Linked DNA regions of Homo sapiens: region 1 is linked to region 2. The links are chromatin loops, found by intact Hi-C in ENCODE. Cell type or tissue: A673. All regions are shown on one strand. Links, peaks and the distances in the headings refer to the core of each region. The heading gives the core; the rest is flanking DNA. Region 1 has its middle 17 kb from the start of ALX4. Region 2 overlaps ALX4 (ALX homeobox 4).

Region 1 (11,231 bases), core at 1,071-9,070, 68 kb before region 2:
CATGCTGGGCTTAATACCTAGGTGATGGGTTGATAGGTGCAGCAAACCACCATGGCACACATTTACCTGTGTAACAAACCTGCACATCCTACACAAGGACCCTGAAACTTAAAAAATAAAATTTTTTTAAAAAAAGAAAAATTGTTCCCTTTCCTTTTCATCCCCAAACCTTAGCAGCCCTTCCATACTTAAAATCAATTGCTGCGTTTAGGCTTTCATCCTTTTTAAAATGTGTGGTTATTATCAGGGGTGTCTTTCTTTGTCATAGCCAAATCCCACTCATTTTTAGTTTACCAACCACAGCAGACTCTTGCTGATTTCAGACCTTCCTTCTCCCTGGAGACCCCTCTTTGGTTCCGGTGCCTTAGCGTGAGGATTCTCCATTTCCCAGGGCAAAAATCCTGTTGCTCTGAGCCCCTGCAGTCCCAACACCCAGAGCTCTGTACTCAGGCCCCTAAGTCATTAGCAACAAACACTGGCTGACTTAGCAACAATTTAGCAGCAAACGCTGGCTGAGTGCCTACTGTGTGTGGTTACTGCACTGATTTTTGGGAATCCAGGTGTGGAACTGAGAGACGGGGCGGGCTCTGGATCCCATGTTCTGGTGGGCACATGGGATGTAAGGCAACGGGAGCTGCTTTATTTCTTCAATAGTGAGTCTGCTCTGAATAGGGGGTGTGTGCACACAAACCCCACTCCACCGCCTGGCTAACCTTGGACAAGTCCTTTCACCTGTCTAAGCCTCTGTATTCCAATAGTCTATTAAGAGCGTCCTATGGGGCTGGCTCTGTGCTGGGTTCCGGGGTTAGAAAAGCCAACAAGACCCAACAGCCCCCCTTTGGAGTCTAGTGTGAAAGTCAGGGGATGTATACATTACTTTAGTTGTGAGGGAAAGAATAAAGTCCAGCCCCTCCCACCCTCCAGGGTGCCCTGACTGCCTTAGCTAGCCCGGTCTGGCCCCATCCTGAACAGAAGAGACATGAAGGAGGAGGTGGGAGTAGAAGGAATAGTGGGAGGCCTCAAGGCATTCGGTCTACCTGTCCAGGAGGTGCTTCTGAGTGTGGGAGGCAGGGACAGTGGCAGAGGAGCCCAGATGCTACTCTTCCTGAAAGCCATTTCATTTGATATCCCCATAAAGATGGAGACAGTGACAGTCTGGGTACAACTGACTTGAAGAGATGGTAGCCCCAAGCCTGACCCCATTCCCATGGTATAGACCCAAGGCCAGCCAGGCGTGGTGGCTCACTCCTGTAATCCCAGTACCTTGGGAGGCCGAGGCAGGTGGATCGATTGAGCTCACAGGTTCAAGACCAGCCTGGGCAACATAACAAAACCTCAACTCTACAAAAAAAAACAAAAATAGTAGCTGGGTTTGTTGTTGCATGCCTGGAGTCCCAGCTACTTGGGAGGCTGAGGTGAGAGGATGGGTTGAGCCTGGGAGGCCGAGGTTTCAGTGAGCACTCTAGCCTGGGTGATAGAGTGATATCTTGTCTCAAAAGAAAAGAAAAGAAAAGAAAAGAAAGTCGCAAGGCCTTCCTCCTGTGCCCCCAAATCTGCCCCATGCTGCCTCGTCTCTCATTTGGGAGCTGTGTTAACTTCCAGGCCTTGGCCCATTTCCCAACCAGGACATGTGGAGTATACTGTTTTCCAACAGCAATGCTCACATCCCTACCTCTAGACTTTGGTTGGCTTCTGGTGTAATCAGCTAGGTGCATATATTATTTATGGACAAACTCATAATCCTCTGTATCTGTACACGCACGTGTACACACACATGCCCCAGATAGAGTGAATGCTGAATAAATATTTTCTGGATGGAACTGCTGAAGAGATATATACTTATGCATCTGTTGTGAATATATCAGGATGCAATGTGCACAGAGAGACACATATGGTTTTATATACAAGGTTAGAGATCAGTTTATATGAGTGTATACACATATATAACTTTATTTCCAGTTGGCATCAGGCAGTCAGCTGGCATCTGGTATAAACTAACTGTTCATTCAGTTGGTACAAGCATGTAATCTGTGTGTGCACAGAGTGAAATATATGACTGGTATTTTTTTCCTTTTCGTGAAAGTGCTGAATACAAAACTTGTGATACTTTTAATAAAGTATCACATAGATTAAATAATTATGATCAACTTTTAACCAAACCACAAACTTAGAATTTCCAAAATCAACCATAAAAAAATAATAGGGGAGCTGTCAGTCTCTCCGTAAGCAACGGTGAGCCCATCTCTAAAGAATGACTGTAGTTAAACAGTGGAGTCAAATTCCACTGCCATTTACTGAACCGCTTCATGTTTGTATACATCGTTTCATTTAATCTTCACAATACCCTGTGAACCAGGTTTTATCATCCTTACTGCAAGACAAGGAACTGAGGCTTGGAGAAGCTAGCGACCTACCCACGGGAAATCAGCACATAGGGAAGGGAGCCTGTTTACTCATTGCCCAGGTCTGCCATAACAACGTACTCAACTGGGTGGCTTGAAACAACAGAACTTGTTCTCCCACAGTTCTGGAGGCCAGGAGTCCAAATCAAGGGGTCAATGTTCTCTCTCCAAAGACTCGAAGGGAAGAATCCTTCCCTGCTCCTTCTAGCTTCTGGTGTTTGCCAGCAGACCTTGACGTGCCTCGGCTTGTTGATCTACCACCCCAGGCTCTCATCTCCCCCGCACGTCTGTGTCCACGTTCTCCCCTTCTTATAAGGAGACCAGTCGCTGGATTACAGCCCACTCTAATCCAGCAGGACCTCGTCTTAATGAGTTACATCTGCAGCAAAGACTCTATTTCCAAATAAGGCCACCTTTGAAAGTTCCAGGTAGACATGAGTTTGGGGGAACATTATTCAACCCCGTACAGCTGGGAGCTGAACTCACATAATAATATAATATAATCCCACACTCCTGTGCTTCCCAGTGGGTCCTGGGCCCAAGTCCTCTGTTTCAAGGTTAGGGGCAGCAGCAGTGCCCTCTACCTGTCCCTCCCTCTAGGTCAGGGTTATGCATAGTCTAGAGGAGCACAAGCCACAGGCTACCCTTCCTTGGAGCTGTGTCCCCGCTGCACAGGGGGATACTTACACACACCAAAGCTCTGGCAGCGGGGCAGAGAGGAGGCATAGGACCCTTGGTGGTAGCTGACCTGGAGGCATCCTCTGAGACTTCTGCCCCTGCACCAGCCTCAGCCTGTGGTCCCTGCAGGTCCCCTGAAGCCAGCTCCCTCTTCACACACACCTGCTCCCCTCTCCCTAGGGCCACACCCAGGAAGCTGCAGGGAAAACCTCACAGATCTAGGAGCTGGAGTCACAGCTGGCACTTGGCCTGACGCCCCAAGTGGGCTTGGGCTCACCTAGGGAAAGCTTACAGCTCTGGCCACTGCTGCTGCCTAGGAAAAGCCAAGGAGAGAAAGCCAGGCAGGCTTCATCCCCTGGGTAGCCCCCAAAGGACTTTCCTGGGGGTCCCCCACAGGTGCCTCACAGCCCTTGGCCCCTGGAGGTGCCTGTTCCACTCCTTTTGCTCTAATTACCCATGGTCTGGTCGAATTTGTTATCAGTGTCACTACCACAGCAATGAAGGGTGGGTGTCCGGAGCTGACTGCTAACGCCTGCCTCCTGAGCCTGGCACTTACTAGCTTGGGTGACTTTGACTTCTCTTAGCCTCAGTTTCCTCTTTTGTTAAATGGGCACAACAACAGTACCAGCCTCACACTGTGGTGAGAATTTGGCAAGTTTCTGCACATATAATGCCTGGCACCTAACGGTTACGTGGTAACATCCCTCATGTGTGAGGCTTCATCATCATCACCTTCACTATCCTACAACAGTGGTTATTACGGTGAACTGACTTGCAACCTGCCTGGGGAATGAGACACATATTCTGGTTCACAGAGTTACTGTGGTTGCCGTATGTGGAATTGTTTTTGCAGAATTAGATTTTTTAAGTTAGTTAATTGAGCCACCAGCTCTCCACACCAGAGGTTCCCAGCTCTGGCCCTTGGGAGCTGTGTGACTTGGGCTTCCGTTTTCTCATCTATATAGTGGTCCCTCCCTTTCTTCCCAGATTGTGGCCAGGAAGAAAGGAGAAGGTAGCTATTATCACCATCTGCCCGGGAGCCTCAATCATGTCTGATCACTCACCTGGGCCTCCATTTCCATGTCTGTGAGATGGGTGATGACTCCTATCCAGAGCTTTTGGAATAATTTGAGGCAGTGAGCAAATGTGTGCCTGGCACAATAAATGGTGTCAGATATTACTGTGTTTTTAAATGATTTATTTAACTTTTATTTTCAGTTCAGGGGTACATGTGCATGTTTGTTATACAGGTAAACTTGTGTCATGGGGGTTTGTTGTACAGATTATGTGGCCACCCAGGTATTAAGCCTAGTGCCCATTAGTTATTTTGATATTACCATTCAGGATCAGTTTACCTGTGGAGGTAAATGCACAGAAGCTCCAGGTAATGGCCTCTGGAGAGGGGAATATTGGCTAGCTGAGTTAAGAGGTGACTTAACTCTGACCCTGCCCCTCCCCTAAAGCCCCTCTGCCTTCTAGTTAGTGTCTATAACAGGGGGTCCCACATAGAGTGCCAAACGGGGAGTCTCTGGCTGGAACCAGGCACTGCCAAGAGCACGGGCTTGATCTCTGGAAGCCCAGAAGGAGAGTGAGAGGAGGATGCAAAAGCATGCCCCTAAGGAGTAAGTGCTCATAAATTCATTGGCGAGTAATTTATGGCAGCCAAGTATAACACCTAATGCCTGCCAGTGTGAGAGGTTAATAGGGAAGGTTAAGGAGCACCTGCCGGCTGATTTATGGGCCTGGCCAGCGGCTTTCATCCTGGCCGAGGCTCTGGCTCTGGGCCTGGGGGAGAGGAGGGGAAGGGGCCAGGCCAGGGTGAAGGGGCAGGGAGGGAAAGTGGGGGAGAGGGAGGGTCCAGAGAGAAGTGCAATAAGAGAGTGGGGAGGGAACCGTGTAGAAAAAAAGACAGGAGGGAGCAAGGCAGGCAATAGCAGTAACATCCTCCACACCCCCGCAAGGAGGCGGTGATGGGAATCGTCCACTCGGAGGCCCAGGGGCTTGTCTTGTCTGTGACCCTCATAGGGTCAAAAGGGTTTGCATCCATCAGCGTCACCAGAAAAACAAAATTGAACAAGTACATTCAGTGATGTGAACTGGGGCACGACTTATGTTTGCAAAGAATGAGACAAGTCATCAATTTCCTCATCAACATAAAATTATTATCTGGGGCCAGGACCATACGGGAGACAGAAGGCATTGAGTCCAGCCACATGGCGGCACCATTACTGCTCAGTGCCCTCATCTGTAGGTGGCGATGGATGCCTGCTTTCAGGAGTGGTTTTGCGCATTCAATGAGATTCCAAGGGTGAGGACACTGGCCATGGTGTCTGGCCTGAAGAGGACGAGATGCAAGAGAGTTGGGTCTGACGTTACTGCTACTGCCTTCCTTGCTCCTTCCTATCTCTTTTTTTCTACGCCATTCTCTCCCGACTCTCTTATAGCACTTCCCTGGACACCAAGGCCAGGCTTTTAAAGTTGACATCAAAAACAGCAACTAGCAGCTGGCATAGCCTTCAGTCACTCCGGGGATCTGGAGGAGCCATCACAGTGTGTCTGGACATACATCCAGGCTGGACATTTGGGCTGGCACCCCGACTGGCCTCCTAAAAGAGTCAAGCTGACTTTGTCAAAATCGGAAAGATTAAATACAAGGAATGTTGCAAGGATTTTTTAGATGATCTTACAGGTATATATTCACACATAACTGGCCACCCCATTGTCCTCAACACCAGATCCAGAATTCCCTGAGATCCCAGGGCAGCGTCATAGGGATGATGGTTACAGCAAGAAACCCAGGCCCCCACACACTCAGCACTTTCCCACCCACCAGCCCACCCTGTCCTCCTGGCTTCCCGAAGGGCAGTGTCACTATGAGGAACCTGGGCTCAGAGGGGCCGAGCAACTTGCCCAAGGTCGCACAGCCAGTGAGTGTGTGCAGAGCCAGGAGGCGACGCCAGTTTCTCGGCCCCAGGCTCAGGGCTTTCCCCATGTGCATTGCTGTATTTTCCCAGAGGTCCTCGGCAACACACATTCCAGGGAGGTGGGGAGGGGCAGGGACAGCCCCACTGGGCACACTTCCAGGGTGCTCCCACCCTCACCCCAAGAACTAGCCAAGAACTAGCACTCCCTGGCCTGGCTCCTTCCCGCTCTGTTCTCTGTGTCTCTCCCTCACCCCTTTGCGTTTTCTGCCCCTGGGAGTGTCGCCCCACATCCTGTTCTGCCCATACAAACACCCATTCCCCAAAAGTGGAGGTTGGGGAAGCTTTTCCTGATTCATAGCTTCTGGTTCCCCTGAGACCATCCCACTCACCTCCTGAGGGAGGAGCCATGCTCACAGTCTTGGGCTGGGCTGTGAGTATTCCCTCCCTCCCTCCACACACACGCCTTCATGAACACAACCTCCCACGTGCACGTGAACACACACATGCAGACATGTGCACACAGGTAGAGAACACACATGCACACAAGTTAATCCTTGAAAGTCAAGCCAGTGCATAGCCCCTCCAGACATGAGCCACAAACCAAAAAACAACATCCAGAAGTCGCTTGAAATTTCATTCAAATGTTCACTGCAGATTCACAAGAAAAGGACTATTATATTTATCTATTCGTTACATATTATAATTTACATATTCACAGATAACACGGAGAAACACCTTAGAGACTGTCCTCCCTCCCCCCCAGGCACCGAGGATGGCAGGTGCCCTCCCAAGTCTCTTCTTCACTCCCACAACCCCAGCCTGCACCTTCCCCTTGCTGTACTTTTTCCTGCTTCCCATGAGCTCTGCAGCCTTTCCCATATTAAATGAGGCAATTTTTCCAGCTTCTCTGCCCCTCACCCTCCCTTCACAATTACTCTGATCCACAGCGGGGTGGGGTGGAGGTGGAGTAAGAGGACATCAATGCTCAGGCCTTAGTATTTTACACACAAACACACATGCACACACACACACACAGTCTTAGAGGATACCTCCCAGCTTGCCAATCCCTGGCTCTCAAGGCAATCACACCCTGTGTTCAGTCCTAGCCCTCATCCCTTCCTTCTGCCCACCAGGCTTCCAGGCTGCCATGCTGCATTGGCGGGGAGGAAAACTGGATGTGGCATCCTAAGTCCTGGCCCAGTTTCTGCTTTACCACTTCCTAGCCATGTGAGTCCAGAGCGGTCCCTCAGACACCCTGGAAAGCCACGTGTCTGCAAAGCCAGACCTGCATGGGCTTTACAGCCAGATCCAGACTTGAATGCCAGCTCTGCTGTGTTTTTGCTGTGTGTCTTTAGGCAAGTGCTCAACCTCTCTGAGCTTTGATTTCTTCATTATAAAATGGTGTATAATGACAATGACCTGACTGGTTGCTGTAAAAATTACAGAAAATAAGATTGTAGGATCATGAATACAAATATTCAGGAGACGTTTCTTCAAACATAAGAAGGGCAGCAAGTTTTCATCGTTGAAGAGGCCTCTGTTTCCAACAGGATATTCAGCACAAGGGAAGTCAGATGAGTGAGACGAGGTGGTTGTGGAGCAGAAGAACATCACAGATTTTACTCAAACGTTCAGGGTTAGAGTCCCAGCTCTGCTCTTCCTGTGTGCCTTTCGTCAAGGCTCCTGGCCTCTTCTCAGCCTTAGTTGCCTTTTCTGCAAGACGGGGATGATCGTAGTATCCTCCTATAAGACAACTCTGAAGATTTCCGTTCATTCAGGCAAAAAAGTTCATATTCACTGAACACTTGTTCTGTGTTAAGCTCTCCTCCAGGCCCTGGAGACAGAGCAGAGCAAACACATGATTCCTCACATTACAAGAACAGATGAGTAAACAAATACATAAACCAGGTAACTGCAGCTGGTGCCGAGTGCTCTGAAGAATTAAAGCAGGTGGGGAGGGAGCTAACTTGGATTGGGTGGCCCAGAAGAGGGAATCTATGGAACAAGCCCAGAATTGGGTCTGGCTCTTAATGGGTACTAAGTAAATACTACTGACTGTTAATTATTACTAATGGTCAGATATGCAGCTTGATCTGCAAGGGCTTCTGGGAGTAAGCAGGAGTTTGCCTGACAGCCACAGGTCTTGCTGCCCTCAGTTTGACAAGGGAGAGATGTCTGAGGGATGGCGCCACCAGGGTAAAGGCCTGGCTTGCTTCAGCTGCCATGCTGTTTCTGGACATTCCCGCGCCTCCTCCTCCTCCAGCCTCCATCGGGCTTTCATTTCCTCAGGCGGAGGCTGAGCGCCAGCCCCTGCTGCCAGCCTGGACTGAACATCAGAGACCAGAACCATTTGCCGCGGGTTTCACGGGGTGTAAAGTGCTCAGCACCCATTAAAGCTAGAGGGGCAGCAGGGTGGGGGCTGAGATATTGCCTAAAAGGCTCAGAAACACTTCTTTAGAAAGAGCCAAGATCAGCCCTGATCCCTGGCTTTGCCCTGGAACTGTTTATCTCAGCTTTAAAATGCCATGGGCCAGGCTGAGAGCTTGTAAAAAGGGAAAATGCATATTGTCCTCATGGAGGAGGAGTGAGGTGGTCTCCCTGAGAGCTCCCCAGTACAGGCAATGCAGCTTTCTGCCAGTCCATCCATCTAGAGCAGCTATTAGGCACCATCTGTGTGTAGACCCTAAGAGGCACTGCAACATCAGATACAGTATCTGCTTGTTGGATACCCAGGGAAAGAAGGATAAGGAAAAACATTTAGACGTGCCTACTGTGTGCCAGCCTTTCTCATCATTTCCTTCAATCCTCAAATAATGCATCAAGACAACCATTACCTCCTCATTTATCAAATAAAAGAAAACAGAAGCCCAGAGAGGTTAAGTAACTCACCTGAGGTTGCACAGCTAATAAGTGGCAGAAGTGGCAGAGGGAGAATTTGAACCCTTGATGGAGGAACACTTTTCCTCCACAGAGAAAGTGAAGGAAGGGCAAGGGATGGAGGTAAGTGGAGGAAGGACACCCCTGCCCAGCCAGCTGACTATGTCCAGGGATCAAAGAGTGGCAGGTGTACAGCCAGGTACCCTCCTATCCTGGAAAGTGACAGTGGAGCGCTAACCTGAGCCAAGCATTTCCCATGACCTTTCTCAAATAACCCCACCCCCGACCCAATTACTAAAGTCCCCAGTGTACCGATGAGAACACTGAGGCCCTGTGCCAATAAGCGGCAGAGCCCAAATCATTCTGATTCCAGTGTCTGACCCACTCACTACCCATGTGACTCACAACCATTGTGTTAAGTGTCACCCTCCATGTCTGAGGCACTTTGCAGTTTACAAGCTAATAATGTTTTTTCCATTCATTATCTCCACTTATGATTTGAGCAAGCCTTGGGCAAAGAAGAGGGCATCACCCAGAGCTCAGGCTCGCATCAGTGGCCCCACGGAAAGGCAAGCAGGAAGGGCTGGGAGTTGGTAAGAAGGAAGGGTTGATGGTGGGAGGACACAGGGGAGGCTCCACAGCCAAGGGACAGGAAGCTTGGCCGTAAGCAGCCATGAGGCTTTGAGACCCTTAGTCTCAACCTTCCAGGAAGCAGCCCTTACATCTTTGGCAGCCCTCACCTTTCCTTCTGACCTGGTGCCAAAGGAACAGACTACATGACCTAAACAACCTCTCCTCTGGCCTGTGTCCTTGGTATAAGAAATCTGGAATACGAAACCTGTGAACGAGATGGGGCTTGTGAACTGATTTCCATCTGATTTTAAACCATTCAGATCCAAAGGGGAAAATAATGAACCATTCCCATAACAGCTGCCTTCATGGCAGTAACTCAGATATAACGAAAGGGAATTCTCCAACCAGTTCTACTTAATTCATTTGTTCCTTCCTTCCTTTCTTCATTCATTCAACATTCCTTGCTCTGAGTCTGTTCTAGCCAACATCTACATTACAGGTGATGGGTGGAGAGAATGAACACTGTTCAGGGGAGGGGCACATCACTCCAGTAGAGAAGATTAAGAGGAAACTTCCAGAAGATGAGGCTTGAGCTATGCCTCCAAAGCTGCTGGGGAGAAGGGAGAAGGGCATTTTAGGCAGAACATTCCAGAAACCCTCTGGGGACCCATCTTGGCAGGACCCAGCTGGGGCCTAACCCCAGCTACTTCCTGGAGCTGAGGCCACTAGCCCTTCCTGATAAGGTGTCATGATTTCCTTCCTTCCTTTCCAAGTGTTGGCTCCCCAATTTGTAGGGACTTTATTAAAAACACACAGTTAATGGTTAGGAAAGAGGAGGCATTTTTGCTTCTCTCTCCCCACCCCTCCCCACCCTGAGCCCCCACTCTGGCTGGAATGTAGCCATCAAAATAAACATTAAATGCAAAATGCCATAGCTGAGTTATTACTTGTGAGGGTGCTGGGAGAAAAATTTATAGCAACATTACAGTGTTTTGTTAAAAATCTCTTAATGCACCAAAATGGGAAGGTGTGTGTGTTTTTTATTAAAATGTTACACTCTATAAATCCGATCTGCAGGAAGGACACAGGTGGCGACCCAGGGACTCAGCTGAGGAAGCTGTCACTTCTATCTTCGGAGCCGTCCTCATCCTTGGCTCTGGAAGTAGCCTTTCCCCAGCCTCTCCTCCTCCATACCATCTCCCTTTCTTTGAGAAAAAGTTTACTCCTCCCTTACCACCAAGGGAGGAGAAGCCACGAAAGGGTGTGACGATCTTTGTGCAACTTCCCAATACACTCGGGGTCTGGCGAAAAGTTGCAATTTTCTTAAAAAGCCTCTCTGAGCAATAGAGTCCCCCACAGCGCCCTTATGAAGTTTGTCTGACGTGGGGTGAAATTTCCTGTTGGTCCATTTTCACAAATTTAGATTCTGGCTGATGCTGCATTTTCCAAGGGCTTCTTTATAAAAAGGCAACCACTGTCTGTCTCTAGCCTTCTGCTCTGGAATGTCCTTCCTCAAAATGGTAGATGATATCACTGGGGCCAAATGGCAGTTTTCTTTTCTCCTTTTAACCATATGTAGGTGTGTCCTCCCTTAAAAGAAGAGAACTATAGGAATTTGGATTTACAGAACAAGGTTGGTTGTTTTTCTCTCCATCTTTCAAATAGTGATATCAAAGGATTACTTCGTGGCATTAAAACTGCAACTCCTAGATTGGACAGGGGCTTGAAGACCCCCTAAATTTTATGTGAAAATGGGAGTATGCAACAGTAATGGGTT
Region 2 (11,231 bases), core at 1,962-9,961:
GAGCCCCAGGTGAACGTTGGGGAGGGAAGGGAAGCCCAGTGGCACAGATGGAAGATAAGATGGCCAACTCATCCCTGCACATGCCCTCGCCCCTTTGGCACGAGGAGGTCCGGTCTCAGATCTGGCTGTCCACTCCTGAGGCAGCCCCTTCCATCCTGAGTTAGTTCTGAAGCCTCCTAGTTCAGGCCCTGGAACCTCAGCCACTGACCCTTGGTTTCTGAGAGGTTTAGGTCCCTGCCGCCCACCTCACCCAACCCCTCCATCTTCCCTGCTACTGGTGGGGGCCCAAGGGAACCTGCGAGGCCAAAGCTCTCCGAGTTGAGGTCTGCTCACCTTGCTCAGGTGCCTATGGATGTGAGGGGCCTGGGGAGGAGCTGGAGGTGAATGAGACACAGCTGCCATCCGCAGATGGAGGCCAAGTCTACAGTTGAGTCTAAAAATAGGAAGCCAGCTGGGGGGTGCTGGGGTGTCACCCTTCCACTGGACCCTTAATGAAGCCTGAGGTCACTCTTTAGAACTGAATTTCCCTCTGCTGCTAGCCTGGCCCTGGGAACAGAGATGCCAAGGTGTAAAAGCCACCCCCACAGGGGTATCTGGATGTCCATCAAGGCTAAACACTCAAGAGGGGCTTCATGGGAAGGATGGACAGTGAGGGGAGAGGTGCTCTGGGGGAAGGGGCGAGCCCCTTCCACACCACACCTGCCCGCCAGCCGGTGACATCTCTCCCTTCCTCTCCCAGATTCAGAACCCGTCCTGGCTCGGCAACAACGGGGCTGCCTCACCAGTGCCAGCCTGCGTGGTCCCCTGCGACCCGGTGCCTGCCTGCATGTCCCCTCATGCCCACCCCCCTGGCTCTGGGGCCAGCAGCGTCACCGACTTCCTGAGTGTGTCTGGGGCTGGCAGTCACGTGGGCCAGACGCACATGGGCAGCCTGTTTGGAGCAGCCAGCCTCAGCCCAGGCCTCAATGGCTACGAGCTCAACGGCGAGCCGGACCGCAAGACCTCGAGCATCGCGGCCCTCCGCATGAAGGCCAAGGAGCACAGTGCGGCCATTTCCTGGGCCACATGACAGGGCACCCCTGCCCCGTCCCCACCTCGGGACACCATGGGCCACGCCCATGTTTTCCAGGCCCCCAGCCTCCCACTCGACTTTCCTCTTAGGAACCTGGCCTGGGCCAGGGGCCTGACCCTCAGCACTTTCAGCCGCCCCAAGTCTGAGGCCCCGTGGACTGCTGGGAGGGAGGGGGCAGCAGGCCCCTGGCCCCTCCCTGGCACTGAGGCCCTGACCCCTGCTCCCGGCCACAGGCAGTGGAGAAAGCCAGGTGGCCACGTTTTTCAGCTTCGCATCCATGATAAGCTGAAAGCGCTTTCTTGCTCCCGCCCACTCCTCTGCTCTGCCTAGTTGACCATGAGTCAATGCTAGATTTCCATGCAGACCCAGCAGCCTCACCAGCCCAGTCTTGTCCATCCTTCCCGCTCCTAGTGGGGTCCCCTGGTCACCAGGCCGGTGGCTGTGTGTCTGAAGCACAGGCTGCCCTGCAGAGCCAGCCTCCTGCCCTCCCATCTTTCTCTCCCTGAAAGCACACGGAATCCGACCTGCTGGGGCCAAGGCGCCAGCCTCCACCTCCCCCCGAACAGTGACGAGTCTGACAGAGCCTGGCTGACTGCATCCTGGCTGTCCCCTAGGCTGGATACACCTGGAGAGAGTGGGCAGAGGATGACAGGAGCTGGAGCCGAGGACCCCTGCTGCCATCTAGCAATGCCAGTCCCCAGGGGAGACACGGGCCAGCCCCTCACTGGACACTATAGGGGAGGAGCCAGACCTGAGGGAGGCTGAGAACACAGATGCCACAAGGGCTCCCATGGTGCTAGAAGAAGGAAAGGTCCTGGGAGAGGGGGAGGCATCCGGGTGGGGCGTGGGCCCGGGCAGTCCTCCCGCTCTCCGGCCTGCCTGGCATCTGGTACAGCGGGGAGGTCTGGGCAGCTTTGTTCTCCATCCAGAGCCCAGTCAGGTTCCCTCCAGGAGGATGCGGAGGGGCTCGTCTCTTCCCTGCCCTACCCTGGCCCCTCCCTGGGGCTGCTCAGCAGTGTCCCGGCATGGAAGGACTCACAACTTCGGAACACATAAGCTAGAGCTTGGGGGCCGGGTGGCAGAGGGTCAAAAGCTGCGTGCAGGCTTTGCTAGAGGACGTGTGGCCATGCTCGGCCTCCAGGCCCTGCTATGGCCTCAAACTGACTGTCCTCCCTGCCATATCTGTCAGTGTCATCGCTGCCCAGAGCCTTCCACGGCAGATGGGGGCTCTGTGTCCCTCCAGGCACTAGGAGGTGTTGCTCTTCTCCACACAGCTTTCCACACTCCGTCCTTACACTTCTTCCACAGGGACCAGGACTCTCTGCCCTCTCTCCAGCCTGCGGAAGGGCTCCTGGCCTGGGCTCCTCGGTGTGGCTTTGCTATTGCAAATGGGGCTGTCAGGATGCCCTCCTGAAACCAGGCTTCCTGCCTCCAGGAAGCGGGGCTCTGTGCCTGCCTGCCCGACCCCTGTAGCTTGGGTCTGGCCCTGAGCCCCAGCCCTCACCTCAGCTGGGAGTACACAGTAACCGTCCAGAGGCAGGCCTGTCAGACCCCAGGTGGGGGGTCCCTCCAGCAGGCAGCGCCCCGCATTGAAGCGCTCGCCTTTTCTACCTTCTCCCTTGATTCCTGTCATGGAGTAGGGCCAGGCCCACTATGCTCAGGGTCGTGGACACAGAAAGGCCTCCTGGGTTGGGCGGAGGGTAAACTTGGTGTTGTTGAATGAGGGTCTCTGGGGTTGGGGGTGACAGTCTCCCGCCTGCCTGGTGTTCTCATCTGCTCTAGAAACCAGGCTGAGGAAGGGTCTGGCTGTGGCCTCCCTTAATGAGTCAGACCTCTTTGTGAACCGTAGCTCTAAAATGGATCTTATAGAGGTGAAAGGGTCTTGGACATTGAATTAAATGTTCTTGGAGGCTTGGCTTTAAGTGTTTCAAATATTTGAGGATTTGGAGTGACTTTTGGGAAGTTTTTTCTAGTTCTGAGGTTCGCTGAAATGACCCAGACTCCCCCAAAATCTAGCCAGGGAAAGGAAGAACTTAAGGCTGGGAACAGTTTCCCCATTTCTCCCCCCTTTCCTTCTGAAATGCTCATGGCTGAGGAAGGATGGGGAAGGAAGGAACTTTCACCTTGGGTCTTTCTCACCCATGAGAGAATCAGGACAAAGAGGAGGAGAGCCAGGTAGCTCCAGAGTGGGCCAGGAGGGAGAGCAAGGGAATCAGGACAAAGAGGAGGACAGACAGGTAGCTCCAGAGCAGGCAGGGAGGGAGAGTGAGAGCTTTAAGGGGGCTCTTCCGCAGTGGCCCCCGGCACTCAGTTCCTCCATGCGTCTGCTCTCTGGCTGGGCTAGACCCAAGTCAGGCAAATTTCAACCCAAAAGCTTGAGAAGAAAAGGCGTCTATTAGAAGACTCTGTGGCTATGGCTGCCTGTCCCAACACACCCAGGAAGTGTCTAGGATTAAACATGCCAATGTGAAACATTCCTGTTCATCTCGTCAAAGGCAGCCACGTACCCCAGGCCTGTCCTCTGTGGCTTGGCCCAGCCCTTGGGGGCCACCTAACCACACTAAGTATGATAGGACCACCGAGTTGGGAGGAAGCTTAGAAACCCTCTAGTTAGTCCAGTCCCTTCACAACAGAGAAGACCCTGGCCCAGAGTGGAGACATGACTGCCCTGACCTGTACTTGCCCTGAGACTAGGCTGAGAGAGGAGCCTGGGACGTGCCACCCAGGGTGTGAGGGCCTGGGCTTCGTTGGCACCAGGGGCGGCCGGTGCTGCATGGAGCTCCCCTCTCCAATGCCTCATGGGCATTCACTCAGCAGCTCAGTTCTCCAGAAGAGAACCTTGGGGCCCAGTCCCTTCCAAGACAGGTGGCTAGGCCCAACCTTCTGCACTGCAGAGCAGGGGGCCACTGCCGTGTCAGCTCCTAGGATGACTGAGCAAGTCAGGGCAGCTGCCCAAGGCCATCTGGAGCTAAAGCTCATGAAGGCAGGTGGAGAGAAGCATCTACCTGCCACGTGGTTCATTGCTATGCGAATAAGCTAAGAGAGGTGAGGATTTCCTTTGGATACCTGCCTAAGATCTCAACAGAGATGGCAACTTAAAAATAAAGTCGTGGGTAGCCGGCAGATGGATGGGCAGCCTCCCCACACTGACAGCCTCCAGTCCCTGCTGGGCACAGGTCTCAGCATGGCAAGGCTTGACACTAAGGTGCTGCTACTGCCCTCCAGATGCCAGCACTACTCCTGGGGCATGGGAGCGAGGGCTCTGGGGGGCACACAGAGAGGCTTGTCTCCAAGGCTGAAATAGCACTTGGAGGACATGGGCTTTTAGAACTTTCCTTGAATTCTTTTAACTATACTTGATTCTCAGCGCTCACTACCGTGCCTCCAGCTTCGGGAAGCACGGTGGCCAGGTTAGCTCAAAGACACTGCGATGGGGTAGGTGCAGCAAGTGTGGGGTGGGTCCCCAGCACACACAGCTGTGATCACACTGGACCCAGCTCCGTGCCCCATCTCCTGTCATTTCGGCTGGGCAGACGAGGGACGCTTCCATGAAAACTACGTACCCTGCTTATGCAGTCATTCCCTCCCTGGGCTAGACAGTGGGGGGCCATCTTCGAGAACCTGAAAGACACGCGGGGGTTCCTGGTCTGTTTCATGGCCCTTACTGTCCAGTGCAAAGGCAAACAGGCCTAGCTGGGGGAGGATGGTTGGTAAACTGGCCCCCAGGATAATACTCTGTGACTATCCAGTTAAAAAATAAGAAGGTGACAATGACCCATCAACCCCACTTCACTTCTTTCAGGATGCTGTAGGGAGGAAAGGTGCTTCCATGACCTAACCTCGGCCTCTCCTTTCTTCCCTCTTCACTCACACACATAGAGCTAGGCCTTTATACTACTGATTTTGAAGGACAGTTTTCAATGTCTAATCATCTGTTTAGGTGTGCAGTGGTTGAAAAAAGAAAGCTGAGTGCTAGAAGGAACATGAACCTCAACCGTTACTTATTGTTCTCATTGTAAGATATTTTAACCCTGTATAAATGCAACTTTTCCTTTAGCTTAATGGCCTGGGGTGGAATATTAAAAATATATATTAAAAATACAGTAAAAATCCAGAAAAATGTAAAAAAAAAAATGAGGTCGGTTCCATAAAGTTTTACTGCCTATACCACCATGTAACTACATTATAGCAAAATATTAAAAGAAACGTTCTTGCCTTTTAAAGTAAGTTATTGCACTTACATCTTTTTTGGGAGAGGAGGAACACGGATGGGAAGGAGATGTAGGGGCCCAGGCATGGGGCAAAATGGAGTGCAGAGGTAGCCGGGCACTCCCAGAACACCCTTTGCTGGCCCAGCCCAAACTGTTTGGTTGTTGTTATTTGCAATAAACTCCTTCTCCTTCCTCCTCTCAACTGGAATCTGTCTGTTTTGTTCCTGACTTGTGACAGATGAAATGTGATCAGAGGGGCCTCTGAAATCTCACATTAATTGAAGTCGGCAAAAAATACTAACAGTGCCCTTTTGAACTGCTGACACAGTACAGAAGGGATTACCAGGGCTAGATGAACAACAGGTGGCCGGCTGATGCTCCTGCACAAAGAAGGGGTGCGTGGCCTGTGAAGGTCTGGGACATACCCAGCCCCCTTGTCCCAGAGGACCTGTCTGCACTGCAGGGAAGCTAGAAGGGGGCAGGGGGTACCAGAACCCACTTCTCAGGCAGCCCAAAGGGTCGCAGCAGCAACTCTTTGCCTCCCCTGCATCTGGGGTGTGCTTGGCACAAACTGTGCCGTGAGGTCTTCACAACCAGCACTGCCAGCCCCTCGGTGCCACTGAGTACCGTTCTGTTCCCAGGGGCTGTTCTGAAAGCAGGAGAGCCAGAGCGCAGAGGTCCAGGCTGCTTGACACCAGGAGCACAGGGTGGACCTCCAGGAGAGGCGGGTCCCAGTTCTGGCTCTGCTACTGAGTGGGCAGGGGAACTGTCCTTCCAGGACATATGGCCAGACAACTTTTAAAGCAAACCTCTGAAGACAAATTATGAAGCAGAAGGAACCCAGGTTCTACTGTCGTATAGGTGTTTCCTTGCTTTCCAGCACGAAGGCGACTCAGGAAGAGGCAGTCAGCCTCCAAGGGACCACTGTGTGGACAGGGAGTCATTTTTGTTGACCAAACCAGCTGAGTCTAAGTTCTCACATCTGAAGGATAGAAACAAGCCCTGTCCCTGCTTAGCTTACCAATGGAGGGGGGAGGATTAAGTGGACAATGTCCATGCATGGGCTTTGTAAGCCGATGTGGCATAGTGACATAAGGGACAATGATTACTCCCAGAGAATGACATCTCCCTCCAGCTCCCAGCTGTGAGTCTGATAAAACAATAACAACAACAACAAGCTCCATTTTATCCTCTCTTTCCAACTATTTGGACATTGTTCTCTTGGAACCACATCTCAGATTTGATACCTGTGTCAGTGCATTCACATTCAGTATAGACCCAACTGGGTTTTAGGTTGACCTGGGCTGGGAGCTTGTTTTTTTAAAAAATGACACCTGTCCTATATTAGGGCTCAGGGTCATGGTAGCACTTGGACACTCCACACCAAATCACTGCCAAGTCACAGGGCAGGAATTGAAGCAGAGAGGGAGAAAAGCCATGTGCAAACCACATGCGAAACCACGGGGTGTTGTCTCTACCTCACACCCCTGCTTCTTCCTGTGGGAGCTGAGCACCCCCCAAATCCTTCAGAGTCCAGATGAGCACCACTGCTGAAGAGGAAGACTGGCCTGATGTGTGACTTAGGCATCACGGGGGATGCAGGTAGCCCACCCCTGGGACCTGTGCCTCCAAGTGGTCTCTGGGGAGAACAACGACAAGGCCAGGGCCAGCAGGGCCTCCTCTGACTGTGGACTACGGCTCAGCCCTTCACTGGGTCTGACCACCCAGCACAGCTTGTTGTTCCCCAAGCCATCTAGGCCTTTTCACCTGGCCACACCACTGGACTTGCTATCTCTTCTTAGAATGCCTCTATCTCCTCCCTAGATCCCCTCCAATGCACCCAGCCACTCTGCAGTGTATCCTCCAAATGATAGCACCCTCTGTGAAGCTCTTTCTTAAGCCCATGCCCTCACCTCAACTTCCACCCCTAGGTCAAAGGCTGCCCCTCTGGCCTCCACAAAACTGTTTGTGTCATAATACCATGATGGCACATGATACCGTATATCTATTTATCCATCTGACTTCCTCACATCCCAAAGAGGAGACAGGCTGTGTTCACATCCGAATGCCTGAGAGAATAAGAATGTTAGGTAATGTGCGAATGAGTGAATGAATGGGAAGGTGAGAATAAAGAGATGCTCTGTTTTGATTAAGGGTGGGAGGAGGGAGGTCAGAGGACACTCAGGGATTCGTTTTACAGACAGCTGGAAGCTGACTCAGCCCACTAGAGATCTTCCTGGAGTGTCAGAGCCTCTGCTTGACCATGAACCTCATCCACCCCATTCCTCCAGGGTTCACATGCATTCAAGATGAGCTGTGGCCACGGCAGTAAACCTGGCCTGTTTATTTAGTGTTGCCGGGGTTGGGACAGCACTGGTCAGCACCAGGCCAGCTCCCCAAGATGGCGCAAGAGGTCCTGTGTCCAAGAGTGCACATCTGGAAGCTTCTCGACTTGTCCCTGGGCTCAAAGCCCACTTTCTCCAGCATCCCTGGATAATCCTCATGCCCTTAAGCCCTCCACTCTCAACTCCAGCTTCAGCGACTGGCTGAAGACAGCTCCTTTCCTGCCTTGGTGCCAACCCCAGCAGAAACCACTCTTGCCTTCAGCTCATCACCAATCCCATTGTCCCAGGTCTTGCTACAGGCAACACAGCCAACCCCAGGGCTCCACAAGCTGGCTGGGCCATGTGACAGCAGAATCTTCAATCTGGCGAGCAGGGCGTGGAGTGGTGGTGGTACCTCTCCTTCCACAGGTCTAGACTTGCATGCTCAGCAGCTAAGGAACAATAGGCTCTCCACAAATAGCCAGTTCCCCAAAATAGGGCTGACGGCAAACTGTGTATGTGCACAAGTGAGAAGATGCAAGTTAGCGCCAGAAGACAATGGGGTGTGAGAGTTGAAATTTTCCCAGGAATTCTGTGTGATTCCAAACAGATTTTTTTTTAAGCTCAACAAAGACCAACAGGCTTGAGGAAGGGCAAACCTCCACAGGGAGCTTCAATTTATGAGCATGTGTACACCATGTGTTAAGGTGTTGCCTTAACTAGTTGGGAGAAAACCCACTGTACTGCCTGCATGAGATCTGCCCGGAACCCCAATCAGGATGTGGTTCTTAGATGTGCAGAGGACACAGTGTTCTTGCCTTGCCTCCTGGGATTTCTCTTTGGTTGCATCACAAGCCCCCTCTCCATCCCTTCTCTGTCCTCTACCCACAGCGTACCTCTGTAATTTCCAGGCGCTTCTGGAAAGGAAGGGGCTCCCTGTAGCTATGATAGTAGGGCCAAGCTACACCATGGGAAAGAATGAAAATAAATGAGAGTGTGTATGTGTGTGTGTGTGTGTGTGTTGAGAGGACAGGGGAAGGGGATAAAAGCCTAAGGAAGAATGAAACACAAGGCAAACCATAGCTCTTCTCCAAGATAGGTATGGACAGAAAGCACTGTCCAGTTGAAAGCATGGGAGAGCACTGGCCAGGAACCCACGTGGTGAAGCAAGAGACAGGAGACATGAGTTTAAGATCTGACTTTGAAACTTACCTCTGTCACCTTCGGCAAGCCACAAAAATGCTTTCATTTTCAATTTTTTCTTCTGTAAAATGGGGATAGCCAACTGTTTCCTGCTTATCTCATCAGGTGGTTACAAAGTCCAAAAGTTAAAATATTTGAAAATAGTGAAGAGTTGTACAGTGGGGGAATCATGCACACTGGAGGCTGGGAAGGCCAAAGGGTTGACTTCCATCCAAGTGGCTAAGGGCAGGGTGCCAAACATTGGATAACTGCTTCACAAGAGTGACACCATACTATGGAGCACTGGGAACATCCGATATTATGTTTATCAGATGGGCGGGGGTGGGGAGGCAGTGAGGGACCTGGGGGAGAGTAGTGTATTAATCTGCTTGGGCTGCCATAACAAAATACCACACAGTGGGTGGCTAACAGACATTTATTTTCTCCTAGTTCTGGAGGCCAGAAGTCCGTGATCAAGGTGCTGGCAAATGTGGTTTCTGGCCTCTTTCTGGCTTATGTTAATAGAAGACTGCCTTCTGTGTCCTCACATAGCCCTTCCTCTGTGTACACATGTAGATAGGTCTGGTGCCCCTTCCTCTCTTAAGGACACCAGTCTTATTGGAGTAGGGTTCCACATTTGTGACCTCACTTAACCTTTATTACCTCTTTAAAGGCGCTATCTGCAAATGCAGTTACATTGGGGGTTAGGGCTTCAGTATATGAAGGGAGGGCACACAACAAGCAGTGTGGCTGGTATGTGTTATAGGGGTGAGAGGAAGGCACAGAAATGGACAGGGGGCTGCTTTTCCCATCCCCATATCCAAAAGGGTCTCAGCATTCCCAGCAGCCTATCTGGTTCAGTGCCCTTTCACTTTCTACCCAGGCTACTGCTAAGTGGTTACATCTAATTCCCAGTCTCTCCCTGGTCCACTCCATCAATAATAGGGATGCCAAAACCCAGCTCTGATCCATCCTTTACCAGCACATTAACCTGAACACCTTCACACAGCCTACAGACTGGAGTTCCGGCTCTTTCATATAGCCCTCAACTCCTGTTCAGCCTTGCTGTTTCTAATTCCCCAGTCTGGGCTCTGTGCTCCTGAAAACCTAGGACATCCTTTATATTTTCCCATCTTCTTGTTTCCTTTCACTCCCCTCAGGTCGAATGCCTGCCCCAACATGCATCTCTATTTGCTAAGGATTTTGCAATTATGTTCAGGAGGGTTATCGGTCAACACACCCCTGTCCACCTAATGCCCATCTTCATATATTAACTCTTCACAGCCCCTTCAAGTGCTACCTCTTTGACCAAGTCAGAAATAATCCTACTCTCCCTCCACAGTGGGGAATGTGTGCAATTTGCCCTTTGTCATGCACTGCCTTATACAGCAGATAGGACTATAACTGATTAATCTCCTGTGTTTATCAATTCAACGATGAGTTCCTTGAAGGTGGAAAAGATGTCTCCTTTGCCTGTTTATCTGAAGCACCTGGCACGGCATCCCTCACATGGCCAGCATTTAATAAATGTCAGCCGCCTTGCTGGCAAGTCTGCATTCCATACCAAGAACGCACCAGACTGAGGCAATGGGACTGGAGGCATTCTAGATCCTGAGGCCCTAAGTAAACACCCAGGTTAAGGAAGGAAAGATATACCAGTCCAGGATAAAACCAAGGAACTGAGAAGATGATATTTTTTAACCATCAGCTTTTTTTTCTTTTTTAAATCAACACTTCATACATATAGTATGTACTCTTTTGTGTCTGACATTTTTTTTTTTTTGCTCACCTGTTTTGGAAACTCATCCATGTTGTGTCACTCAGTAGTTCAGTATTTGTATTGCTGAGCTGTATTTCATTGTATGGATATACCAGAATTTGTCTATCCATTCATCTGCTCTTGAACATTTGACTTATTTCCAGCTTTTGGCTATTCTGAATACAGCTGGCTATGGACATTTGTGTGCAAGTTTTTGTGTGGATATGTTTTCTACGTTTTTTTTTTTTCTTTAAACAATCCCGGTATGGAATTTTGTCAAATGCTTTTTCTATATCTAGTGAGACAATCACACAAATATTCTCTTTTACTCTATTGTGAATTACATTGATTTTCCAACATTCAGCCAACTTTGTATTCTTTAGTCTTGCTGTATCAATCTGCCAATATTTTGTTAAGGATTTTGCATTTATGTTCAGGAAGGCTACTGGTCTGCAGTTCTCTTCTTGTAAGGTTTTTATCTGGCTTTGGTATCAGGGTAATAATGGCCACTTAAAATTAATTGAAACATACTTCCTCCCCTTCTATTTTCTGAAAAGGGTTTGAATAAGATTGGTATTATTTCTTCCTTAATTGTTTGATAGAATTAGCCAGTAAAACTATATGGACATAGGTATTTCTTTGCAAAACATTTTAAATTACAGATTTCTTTAACAGATACAAGG

Evidence for each region. A loop is a pair of places that touch in the nucleus more often than their neighbours do. Peaks named below come from ENCODE experiments on the same cell type or tissue, not always from the same donor. Only the 100,000 strongest peaks of a DNase experiment are listed, where the experiment ranks them.
Region 1: it touches region 2 in a loop (5-fold over the local background); 1 of 110 quality-filtered maps calls a loop at or near these places.

The regions. Positions count from the first base shown.
Region 1 is chr11:44,322,020-44,333,250 of GRCh38, reverse strand. No RefSeq gene overlaps it. Among named protein-coding and RNA genes, the nearest start is that of ALX4, 17 kb to the right of the region's middle. In A673, for the core only: CTCF peaks have their summits at 5,302 and 6,403; a DNase peak (open chromatin) is centred at 6,400; H3K4me3 peaks cover 311 bases.
Region 2 is chr11:44,254,692-44,265,922 of GRCh38, reverse strand. ALX4 (ALX homeobox 4) reads left to right here. Exons shown (of 4, transcript NM_021926.4): 4 at 740-5,483. The coding sequence ends at 1,069. Among named protein-coding and RNA genes, the nearest start is that of ALX4, 50 kb to the left of the region's middle. RefSeq lists an enhancer at 3,611-4,110. In A673, for the core only: no CTCF peak of the experiment used is centred there; no DNase peak of the experiment used is centred there; H3K27ac peaks cover 5,284 bases.